Regions from separate parts of the Mus musculus genome. Here region 2 is linked to region 1. Evidence: chromatin loops called from intact Hi-C (ENCODE). Cell type or tissue: left cerebral cortex. All regions are shown on one strand. Links, peaks and the distances in the headings refer to the core of each region. The heading gives the core; the rest is flanking DNA. Region 1 has its middle 18 kb from the start of Gm35307. Region 2 has its middle 59 kb from the start of Dleu7.

Region 1 (5,380 bases), core at 272-5,271:
GCAACAGCATCATGCCTAACTATAGTTTGGTTCTTTAGGGAGTTGTAAGTAAGTCACATGTACTCCAGCCTGGTCTTGAACTTCTGACCCTTGTACCTCCAACTCCCTAATATTAAGATTACAATTATGCAGCACTGCTCTGGGCTACCGTTTGACTCTTAAATATCTCCATAGGTCCACATGTAGAAGATTTAAGAAAGAGTTATAAAAGCAAAGACAGACAAGGAAATGAGCAACTTCTACAACAAAAGAGGTTTAATCCAAGATAGCCTTGGAAGGAAGATCTCTAGGTCAGGGAATCAGAGACTGCTGTCCCCCACGGGGAGTTACAGGGGGGCATAAAGATTGAGGAATGTCAAAAGCCTCCTGATTGGGCCAGAGATTGGCATTGCCAGGAGTGACTGGAGGAGGTGAGGTACGAATAAAAGAATGTTGGTGGTTACAATCGCCTTTCGTGGTCAACCATTACCTGGGGTCTGCAGGGGAAATGGCAAGAATCTAGGAAAACAGTTATTTTAGTTCTGGGACTGCTAATTGCTGTGGTTTCAGGAAATTGTCACCATTTAACCAAAATGGAGGAACTTTACAAATGGCACGGCCCTGGCACCACTGCACTGTCCTTGGCAGTGGTGACACATGCATTCCACTCCACTGTGTGTGCTGCCTGGCCGCAGGTTGATTATTTGGTGTCTTTGCTGAATAGATCCTTCTTTTTCGACTTCTGATAGTCCCTTTTGGGCTATTGTCAAACTGTAATCATCCGGCAGAAACAAAAATGTACCAGGTGGAGGAGAAGCTACTCCCAGAAAGAGACTTACAACTTGTCAATTTGTCATTACACTAAAGCCCAGACAATAATGGCCAATGGTGGACAAGTTCATGCCTTGCCTTGAACTGCATAGACGTACATGTATCTGGCCCTCCATTACTTTGGCCCTACTTCACAACCCTAAAAATGAATGAGGGGGGTCACTGGGTCTCATTGCCCCTCTTTCCATTGTGGCCACACTGAATAAATCTCCTTTTCCTACCATATACTGTTAATTTGGCTGTTTTAATTGGCTTCTTAAGGATATGTAACTGAACTTCACCTCTTGGGGCACACACTGTGACCTCCAATTTAGTACCCAAATTACTTTATTCAATATATACTCGTGGTTAAAATATCTGTAGAATTCTAACTTGGCTTATGACAACATCAACCAATTTCTCTGTCTCCTAGTTGCTGAGGGGTAACGATCATTTACTGGGGACCCCCATTTGTTCTATGCTTTCCAGAGACTTCGTGTGCATCAACCTACAGATCAAATGAGTAACATTATTTCCATAAAGGGTAAATCTAGACTAGGAGAAGTTAAGTAACTCACCACAGATCCTTTAATGAGTTAACAGTCTGGGAATACATATGCCCTGAGGATTGCAGTAAAAAATTTACTATTCCAGACTAATGGAGGCAAGGCAACCCAATTTTGTGAGACACATGTTTTAATAAACCATGTTTAAACCTTAAGAGTTTACTGCCTTTTCACACACTGAGTAACTTGAACTCAGTATGCAGAGACAGCAGTTTCCTCCTAGGGGGTCATGGAAGACCTACAGATAAGCACTATTTATAATCAGTGTGTCACTGTTAAAGTATTCTCTGTAATGAACATGTCAGCTATTTATAGTTGAAGGAATACTTATAAATTATTTTTAAAGGATTTTAAGAAACAGCCTGTCTTAAGCCATCTAATTTACAATTCTCTTTGTCTTTTATTTGCTCAGCAAACTTCAGACCCGTGGTCCTGACTTAAAATCAGTGAGTGTGGACTATATGCAGCTAGAGCCGAGAGTCTGCAATCCTCCGTCTTCATCTTTCTTATTTAAAATGTATCTGGTTCAGTTGAGACAGGAAACTGAGTATCTCTAAGGGTCTCCCTTGTAAACATGCTAGAATCAAAGCCTCCAAGGGACTGAGTTGGAGACTCAGAACCCAGAACCCAGAACCTCTCTTTGCAGTGACCCTTTAAAAACATTGGTAAAGACCTGGTTGGTATCCAGTTTGTGGGTGCAGCTGCGTTTTCATGATTGACAGCTGTGAGTAGCTGGTTCTTTGTCTGCAAGCTGACATAAAAAACGAGAAGTTACAGTGGGCTGCGAGAACATTGTTCTGGTTTGGAGTCCCCATGCTGTGTTGGGTCCAAATGACTCAGATCTAAGACTCCAGCTGTTCTTGGGGTTTCAGCCCAAAATGGAGAGACTTGAGCTTATGTGAGTGACATGCAACCCCGGCATTTACAACCCAAAGGCACCACAAGAACTCTCTGGAGCTAAGCGCTGCTGGGATTTTATTTGGAAGAATTTTATTTTAAAATGTAATATCCTTTTCCTTTCTTTGGCAAAATAGAATCAGGAGAAGTTGGACAGAACACGGCTGCTTATGAAAAAGTCTCTCCCTGTTCATATAAGTGAGTCTGTCACCCTTGATTGGAAAGTAATAATTCATAAAATTCAATGTTATTATCATCCTTCTGCCTGGAGTGATAGATATTCTCAAGGCTTTTTAAATAAAAAGTTTAAAATTGAATTTGTGACTGCAAAGATTGGTAGGTTCAAATGTTGGTTTCCTGCTGAGTTACCGTGAAAACAATTCCGAAGTAGCCCGGTAACGTGGCCAGCATGGCAGTTTTATTAAATATCTTGATGGAGTGCAATGGAAATATGCTTTTGGTGTTTCTCTGCAGCCCTCCCGTCTTCAGTGACAACAGCTTTCCTACAGATGCGGTGTTTGTCTTACTCACCTCCCTTGGCTGTATTTTTCCAGCTATAAGCATGAGGTGGGGGTTGCTTTTTATTAGTTGCAGGACTCTAAGATTCTTCTGTGTGAACTGATGCTCTGAGCTACCCAGAGGTTATAGATTTGTGTTTCATCATGCAATTCTGCAGTGATGGAGAATCCAGCAGCGTGGCAGAGTATTGGGAGTATGGCGTTTTGCTGCTGCCTGAGAGTGAGAACTGCAGATTTTCAGTGCTGTCCTTAAAGGAACCGAGGCTGCCTGGAGGAAAGAGAGCAGCCCAGATGTGGGAAGATGGTTGCTGCCCCAGAGAAAGCTAAAAAGGTGTCTCTCAGTAATGAGAACCAGTCTTGAAGGAGACTTGGCAGTTGAACTTTGCCAAATCACGCTTAGCAGTGATTGGAGAGACCTCCTCTTCGGCAGGTTGGGTGGGGGTAGGGGTGGAAATGAAAGTTTTGAAGTTTTACTTCAAATTTCTCTCTTTTTCTACAAAAATAAAAGGTAGATTTTTCAAGGTTTGTGTATCAGCATTATTTGACATCTTTTGGTGGCCTTGACCAAATCTCTGACTATGTCCTTCAGAATAAAAATTAAGAACTGTGAAACAGCCCCCCCATACACACACACCAATCTGTCTTCAAGTCAATGACAGTTTTTCCCCATTTCTTTATCTTCCCCACCATCATGAGCAAAATACTACTGCTATAAAAGTAGGACTAGGGTCCAGTTTTTACTAAATTTGTGGGTTTGCACATGCTTATGCTCTTATATATACATATACCCCCCCCCACACACACACACACACCCACACACACACAGAGCCTTTATCTTTTTTCTCTTTCTCTTTGTGGAAATGGGCAAAGTGAAAACTGATAACTTGGCTCTTGTCACTTTGGCACCTAGGCCTGCGGCAAGAATTGACTTTATTTTAACAAAAATAAAGCAGGAGAAAAGTTGCCAATCTAAGTGTGGTTTGGGTTTCTTTCACATTAAAGTCCTTCACAAGAAGCTTTGCAATCAGGCTTGGATGTGAGGATATAAAACAGGAAGAGGAAGCCCTAGGTGGCCAAGGTTGCTCTTTAGTGTACTCTGGTCTCTGTTAAGACATTGACCGAGTCCCCTACTGGTCTGAGGCCCTTATGCGTTTAAGTTTCTGTCTATAATATAAAATAATTCTGGATAATTTTAATCAAATCATTCACCAGAGCTACTTGTTTAAATACAACATTGTCATCTGTGCCCACCCCCAGTCCAGTGTTGCCCTTCAGGAGGCAAAAGGGTGCTCTTCGGCTACACGGGGACCCATTCATGTACCAGCCCCCAAGCTGAACTCTCCTCTTTCTTTTGTGTGCCCAATTCAGATATCCAAATTAGAAAGCACACCCAGCTGTCTTCTGGAGCTCTTATAGAGCTTTTGGTCCCTCCTTAAAGCTATGGAGGGAATTCCTGGTATTCTGTACTTACAATGTCTGTGTCGGGAGCATTAGCACATCTCATATATAGAGAAGGTGTCTCCTTCTAGGGCATCCTGCCTGACAGTAAGGAAGAGACCTGACTATGAGATTGTTCATCATCTCCTTCCAATTTTAGCCTTTGTTCTCTTGTGGGAGGTAGAACAATGCTCCCAAAGAAGTCTGGGTGTTACTGTCCAAATCTCTTCCATATGATGTATTATAAATTAAAAAAGGTTTTTTTTTCAGACACCATTAAAGTCAAGGTCTTGAGATGTAACGTTGCTTTAGCTGATCTAGTGAGATCAATATCATCTCATAGGTCATTGTGGACGAAAGCAGAAAGGCCAGACTGAGGAGATGGTATCAGCCGTGGAGATAGGAATGAGACAGACCTGAGCAGCTCACCAGTACAATTAGTTTAGAAGAAAATTAACTTTGAGAATGTGAACAGAGCAAAAAGGATCAGGGTTGAGGATAAAGCTCATTGGTAGAGTGTTTGCCTAATATGTGTCAGGCCTTAAATTCATCCCCAACACTAAAAAGTAAATGAGGGAATATTGCACAGGTTATACTGAATATAGGATTCTCAAAATCATTTACGCTATACTGCCCTTAGGATTCACCGAAGTGGAAGTTTCTGGTTCCTTTGGAGACTCCATTGTGTCATGTAATGTTTTTCTGGAAACTGCCTTATAGGGATATTTTGCTGAAGCAGACTCGTGGGAGGATGTTATGCAAAGAACAGACATGTGGTGTTTTTCTGGAAAAAGGGCATGGGATGTTTAGCTAGAGCAGATGCTTGAGAGGACATATAATGTTTGCAAAGGGCATAAATATAACACAACAGACAGTGGGTGACACAGTGTGGCATTGGTTCGCCTTGCTACTCTTTGCTGGTCTTCCTTGGTCTTTGCTGGTGATACTGTGGCATTGATTCACCTTGCCTTCTTCCCTGATCATTGTTGTGATTTTGTAGAGAGAAACACCAAAAAAGCAAACAAACAAACAAAACAACAACAACAACAACAACAAACCACCTCCCTTCTTGCAGTATTTCGTCAGCTTCTTGTCACTTCTGCACAGATTCGGGCCGATTGGCAGAGCCCAAGGTTTGGTCAAACCGCTGTTGCTGATTTGTGAATGGCGCTT
Region 2 (5,380 bases), core at 116-5,115, 180 kb after region 1:
CAGTTATTTCTCTTGCTGCTGTAACAAAACAACCTGACAGAAGGAAGGGGCTATTCTGATTCATGGTTTGAAAAGGTGACAGTTGATCATGGAGGGCAAGCTTGGCAAACAGAGCATGTGTGGCAGCTGGTCACATCTCATCCAGTCAGGATGCACAGTCAGTGCTCAGCTTCTCAAACCCTTCTGCTCCGGTCAGGATGCTGTATCCCTAGATGTGCTACTCACACTCATGGTGAGTCTTTCTCCCTCAGTTAAACTTCTCTGGAAACTTCCTCACAGACAGCTGAGACAGGTCTTCTAGGTGATCCTGAATTTTATGAAGTTAACATGATGATAAACACCACATCACTAAAAGCTGCTTTAAAAGGCAGGCTTGGTGCAGAACTCCTCTATCTAACATTTGAAGTATGGACTGATCAGCAGAATTTCTAACTCTCCTCTCCATCCGCGACCCTGCTCCAAGTGATGGCTAGAACAGCACTGGGCGGCACCATCCGACGCCAACAGCATGGAGCATGCGATCCATGGAGGAGCTGGAATGGGAATCATGTTTTCTCCTGCACATCTGATCTTTCTTGATTTCTTTTCCTTACCCACCTCTTGGAGTCTGATGACCTCAGATTCTGTATGGTCTCCCTAGTCTCATCAAGTATTTGCAAAACCAAACAAACAAAAAACAAACAAACAAAAATCAAAAATGTTTCAATATCTATTCATTGAACACTGGGATGTTTGTCCCTTGTCCCTGGTTCATATCAAGACTTCAAACACATATCTGCTCCTGGAGGTACCTCAATCTCAACAAATTCAGAGGGTAATTCAGGAAATGCAATTCATAAGATGGAGACCTGGGATCAAAGACCTGTCTCTGATCTGCATGAGTTATTGAAGAACTAGTCTCTTACATGAACCAGCTAATGTTCCTTACATTGTAAGACATTTTTCATAATTCCACTATGCAGTACTAATGAGCTCTGTCTACCAGTTAGATAGGGAGGAGGAAGAGGAGGAGGAGGAGGAGAGAGGGGAGAGGGGAGAAGGAGAAGAAGGAGAGAGGAGGAGGAGGAGGAGAAGGAGGAGGAGGGCGAGGGGGAGAGAGAGGGGGGAGGGGAGGGGGAGGAGGGGGAGAGAGGGGAGAAGGAGAAGAAGGAGAGAGGAGGAGGAGAAGGAGGAGGAGGGTGAGGGGGAGAGAGAGAGGGAGAGGGAGGGGGAGGGGAGGGGGAGGAGGAGGAGGAGAAGGAGAGAGGGGAGAGGGGAGAAGGAGAAGAAGGAGAGAGGAGAAGAAGGAGGAGGAGGGTGGGGGGAGAGAGAGAGAGGGAGTGGGAGGGGGAGGGGAGGGGGAGAGGGAGGAGGAGGAGGAGGAGGAGGAGAAGGAAAGAAGAAGAAGAAGAAGAAGAAGAAGAAGAAGAAGAAGAAGAAGAAGAAGAAGAAGAAGAAGAAGAAGAAGAAGAAGAAAAGAAGATTAGAATTCAAAGCCACTGGATGGCTGATAAGCTCCCATTTTCCTAGTTTCCCAGCCTGGGTGCAATGAACACTGAAGCCTGGCCATGGAAAGTAGATGGAGCACAGGGACCCTGTAGGCGTCCCTCAGCCTGGCTTGGGAGGGAGAAGATCCAGACAGGGCAGACTCGATCATCCTCATCACTGTTTCCCGGCCAGCTGGGGCAGTGGGTCACAAGCAGGAAAAATACCCTCTTCCCCCAAGCAGTGTGTTTCACGCATCAAATGTTAATTTAAACCAAGTTGTTAGGCCTTGTCCTTCTTGGTACTGCTGTGGCTTCCTTCTGCTTGTCTGCAGCCCAAACATCTGTTAGGATTCTTGGCCTGTTTGTCATCTGGTAACAAGTTTCTCTCCAGTTGTGTTGTCTAAAAGGCCCTTTTCTTCATCAGGAGCCAGCTGCTGTCCATGCCACCTCTCTTCTGGTTTCCAGCAGGTTGACTGTGTATGATTCAACCACAAGTGTCTCCCTTGCTTGTGCAATGTATCTGCTTGTGTTTGGCAGAGCTTCCTGGGTGTATGGGTGGCTGTTTGGGGTCAAATTTAGAGGAACTTCAACCAACACAGATGTGTATTTCCTACTTCATTCCCTCTATTCTATCCTTCTTGTGTGCATGATAAAAGTCTTGAGACAACCCCAAGACTCAATGCCAGCCTTCTTGGTGTTAGCTGGCCTGGAACTCACTGGTTAACCAGGCTGATCTTGAATCCATAAGGATCCACCTGCCTCTGCCTCCCTAGTGTTGGGATTGAAGACGTAAACCATCCATTTTAAGTCTGTGAAACCCCAGACTGAAGAGATCACAGATGGTCGAATCTGTACCAACTGTGGGGAATTGGCTCACACCATTTCCGTGTTTATTCCCAAAGCTTATGATAGTTACCATCCGAAGAATCTATGCTCTGTTACTCACTCTGATTATCCCCATGTGTTTTTTTCTCAAGTATATTCTGGATAACTCCACCCCATATGTTTTTCCATGGAACAGTGTGAGACCCACGAGCCTCCACCACACAAGGGTCATATTTTTCTCTTCTGTTTTCAGTTCTCTCCTGAACTGTATTGCCGTTTTGACAATACTTGTTTTACAGTCTCTGTCTGGAACTTAGATGATCTTATCCTTAGGGTCATAGCAGCTCGACCTCTACTCGTGGTGACTGTGATATTGTTTGCTTGAGTTGTTTACTCAACATTAGAACCTGACATTTATACACAGTTATATTTTATCTGAGGTAGTGATATGTTGTCCTTGGCAAAGGGTACAGCCCTTTAGATAAGTTTTTCAACCCATGCCATCACTTCTTGGATAGACTTTGAAAACTTCCCAAACTCCAAGGTTCCTGATCTGGTTAGCTTTCACTGGAAACTTGATACAACCTAGAGTCACTTGTGAGGATAGTGTCACATGATGAATTATCTTCATTGGGCTGAACTGTTGGTATATCTATGAAGAATATATATGAAGGATATGGAGTGTCATGACTGTCTTAATTGATGGAGAGGACCTATCCCACTATGGGTGGCACCATTCCCTAGACAGATAATTCTGAGCTGTAGAAAAACAGTAGCTAAATACAAGCCTATGAGTGAGCCAACAAGCAACATTTTCTATGGTTTCTGCTTCAGGTTCCTATGCCAACTTCCATAATGATGGACAATGACTTGGAAGTTTAAACCAAAGAAAGGCTCTCCTCCCCTAAGTTGCTTTGGCCAGTGTTTTATCATAGCAACAGCAAGGAAAATAGAACAGTTTCTATACATTAATATTTTCCCAACCAATATGTGGGCTATACTAGTCATTTCTTTGACATAGGCCTTTGTCAATGGATAGGGGTGTTTGTTTGTTTATAGTTTTTCCTTTTAAGAAGAGTAAACTAGTTAATAGTCCTGAGTCTAAACATAGTTTTGAGTCTCTGTAGATTCAAGATTTTACTTTTATTTATGAATAGTTATTAAAACCTAAACTTTTCCATTTCCAAAATAGGAAAGGCCTTCCTCCACAAATGTCTGACAGTCATAGCACCAGCTTCCAGGCCACTATGCAGGACTTTATCTTGCTCCTCAGAGCGCTTAGCTCTACTTTTTAAAACTTCTTATTGGCATATCTTCTCTTTCTCTCTCTCTCTCTTTCTTTCTTTCTTTCTTTCTTTCTTTCTTTCTTCCTCCTCCTCCTCCTCCTCCTCCTCCTCCTCCTCCTCCTTCTTCTTCTTCTTCCTCTCTCTCTCTCTCTCTCTCTCTCCCAAATGTCCAGCATTGCATTGCTTCTTTAAGACAGCTTCGCTTCTTTAAGACAGCTTCAGTCAAACTTATAAACACACTAGGCAGCAAGAGGAAGAATGCCACTTTAAAAAGAAGATGTGGAAGAGGAAAAGTTCTTCTCTTAAAGAAGAACTGGTTTAGTTGACAGTTGAACATAAAAGTCTGACCAAATTCCCTTAGCCCACTGAAGGCAAACATTCACTCTTTCAGGAGCCAGCATGAGAAAGCAGAGCTGGGTGTCTGTAGGGTGCTGAAGTGGGCCTCCAGGAGCAGAATCTGATTCACAGAGGGAAGCCATCACTGCATTCCTGCAAATCATTGTCGCATGCTAATGCAAACCAGCATTGCTCAAGAGCCTCAATTCTGGAGAGAATAGAAACATAGATTTTTATGTGAAGTATACACATGAAGAACAAGATCTGGAAGCTAACAGTTTGTAGGCTCTATTGAAACACTCACTTGATCAGGCTCCTTACAAATCTTAGTAATAGGGGTCCTGTGTTTGTAAGATTGGGAGCTTTTTGTTTGCTTGTGTTTGAGAGAGAGAGAGAGAGAGAGAGAGAGAGAGATCGATCTACTCAAACTTCAGATTTCTGCAGACCTTCTTTTAGCCTTCGAATTTTCTTCTGTATATTAAAGCAAGATCTCACCAGATACCTACCTGGTGCTCATCCAACATCCCAGCACTTCAGAGGCAAGGTAGGAGGGTCCTAAGCTTGAGACTCATTCAAACCACATAGTGAGATCTTCCCTTAACAAACAAGACAACAAAAGTCAGACACACACACACATGCACATGCACACGCACACTCACACATACATGCACGCATATACACACTTGCATGCACACGCACCCATACACATATGCACACACTCAAACAAACACACTCTCACGCATACACACACACACACACACACACACACACATACACACACACACACACACACACGGCATTTGTTCTCCCTGGGAGCTGCAGGATTGAATGTGTGGGTGATACAGCGGGCAGCAGCAGACCTGTGTTCCATCTGCAGACCTGTCTTTTGCCAGCTCCATCTATCATTGCCCAGAAAGATCGCGGCTGCATCTTTCTCAGACTCCAGCTGTCATCCACTGCAGCTGCCACCCGAGGCATGTAGGAAGGAATGCAGTGGCTCTCTTCAGCTGCTCTGGTGAGCTTCTTTCAAGGCAACAATTGCAGTCTGACAATTTAAAAATGTAGGAAAAAGCTTTCCAAATCGCCCTGCTCATTGTGGAGAGTAACAGAACAAGACCAAGCGATGAGGGAAGTGCTCATTACTTCTGCCCATAGTCCCATCAAGTAGCTTTTAGGTTAAAAACCAAAAAGAAGAACAAAAAAAAAAAAAAAAACACACAAGCAAACAAAAAGCTCCCAATCTTACAAAATCTTGTGTGGGCAAAATAAAGCATGCCTGTAGGCCCAATTTAAGACACTAATTTAGAGTAAGGACTCTTAGATAAAGAGAAGAGCTGCTTTTGATTTATGTGTTTAATAAGTTAGATATATTAAATTCTGAACTGCAGCACTCAAGTTTACATCCCTTGCATTCCCTAATGATTTTCTGTGTAAGTCTCCAGCTCTTGTTAGTCCCAGTGGGCAATC

Evidence for each region. A loop is a pair of places that touch in the nucleus more often than their neighbours do. Peaks named below come from ENCODE experiments on the same cell type or tissue, not always from the same donor. Only the 100,000 strongest peaks of a DNase experiment are listed, where the experiment ranks them.
Region 2: it touches region 1 in a loop (2.1-fold over the local background); 3 of 42 quality-filtered maps call a loop at or near these places.

The regions. Positions count from the first base shown.
Region 1 is chr14:62,050,502-62,055,881 of GRCm38, forward strand. No RefSeq gene overlaps it. Among named protein-coding and RNA genes, the nearest start is that of Gm35307, 18 kb to the left of the region's middle. In left cerebral cortex, for the core only: no CTCF peak of the experiment used is centred there; a DNase peak (open chromatin) is centred at 2,935.
Region 2 is chr14:62,231,350-62,236,729 of GRCm38, forward strand. No RefSeq gene overlaps it. Among named protein-coding and RNA genes, the nearest start is that of Dleu7, 59 kb to the right of the region's middle. In left cerebral cortex, for the core only: no CTCF peak of the experiment used is centred there; DNase peaks (open chromatin) are centred at 2,312 and 4,858.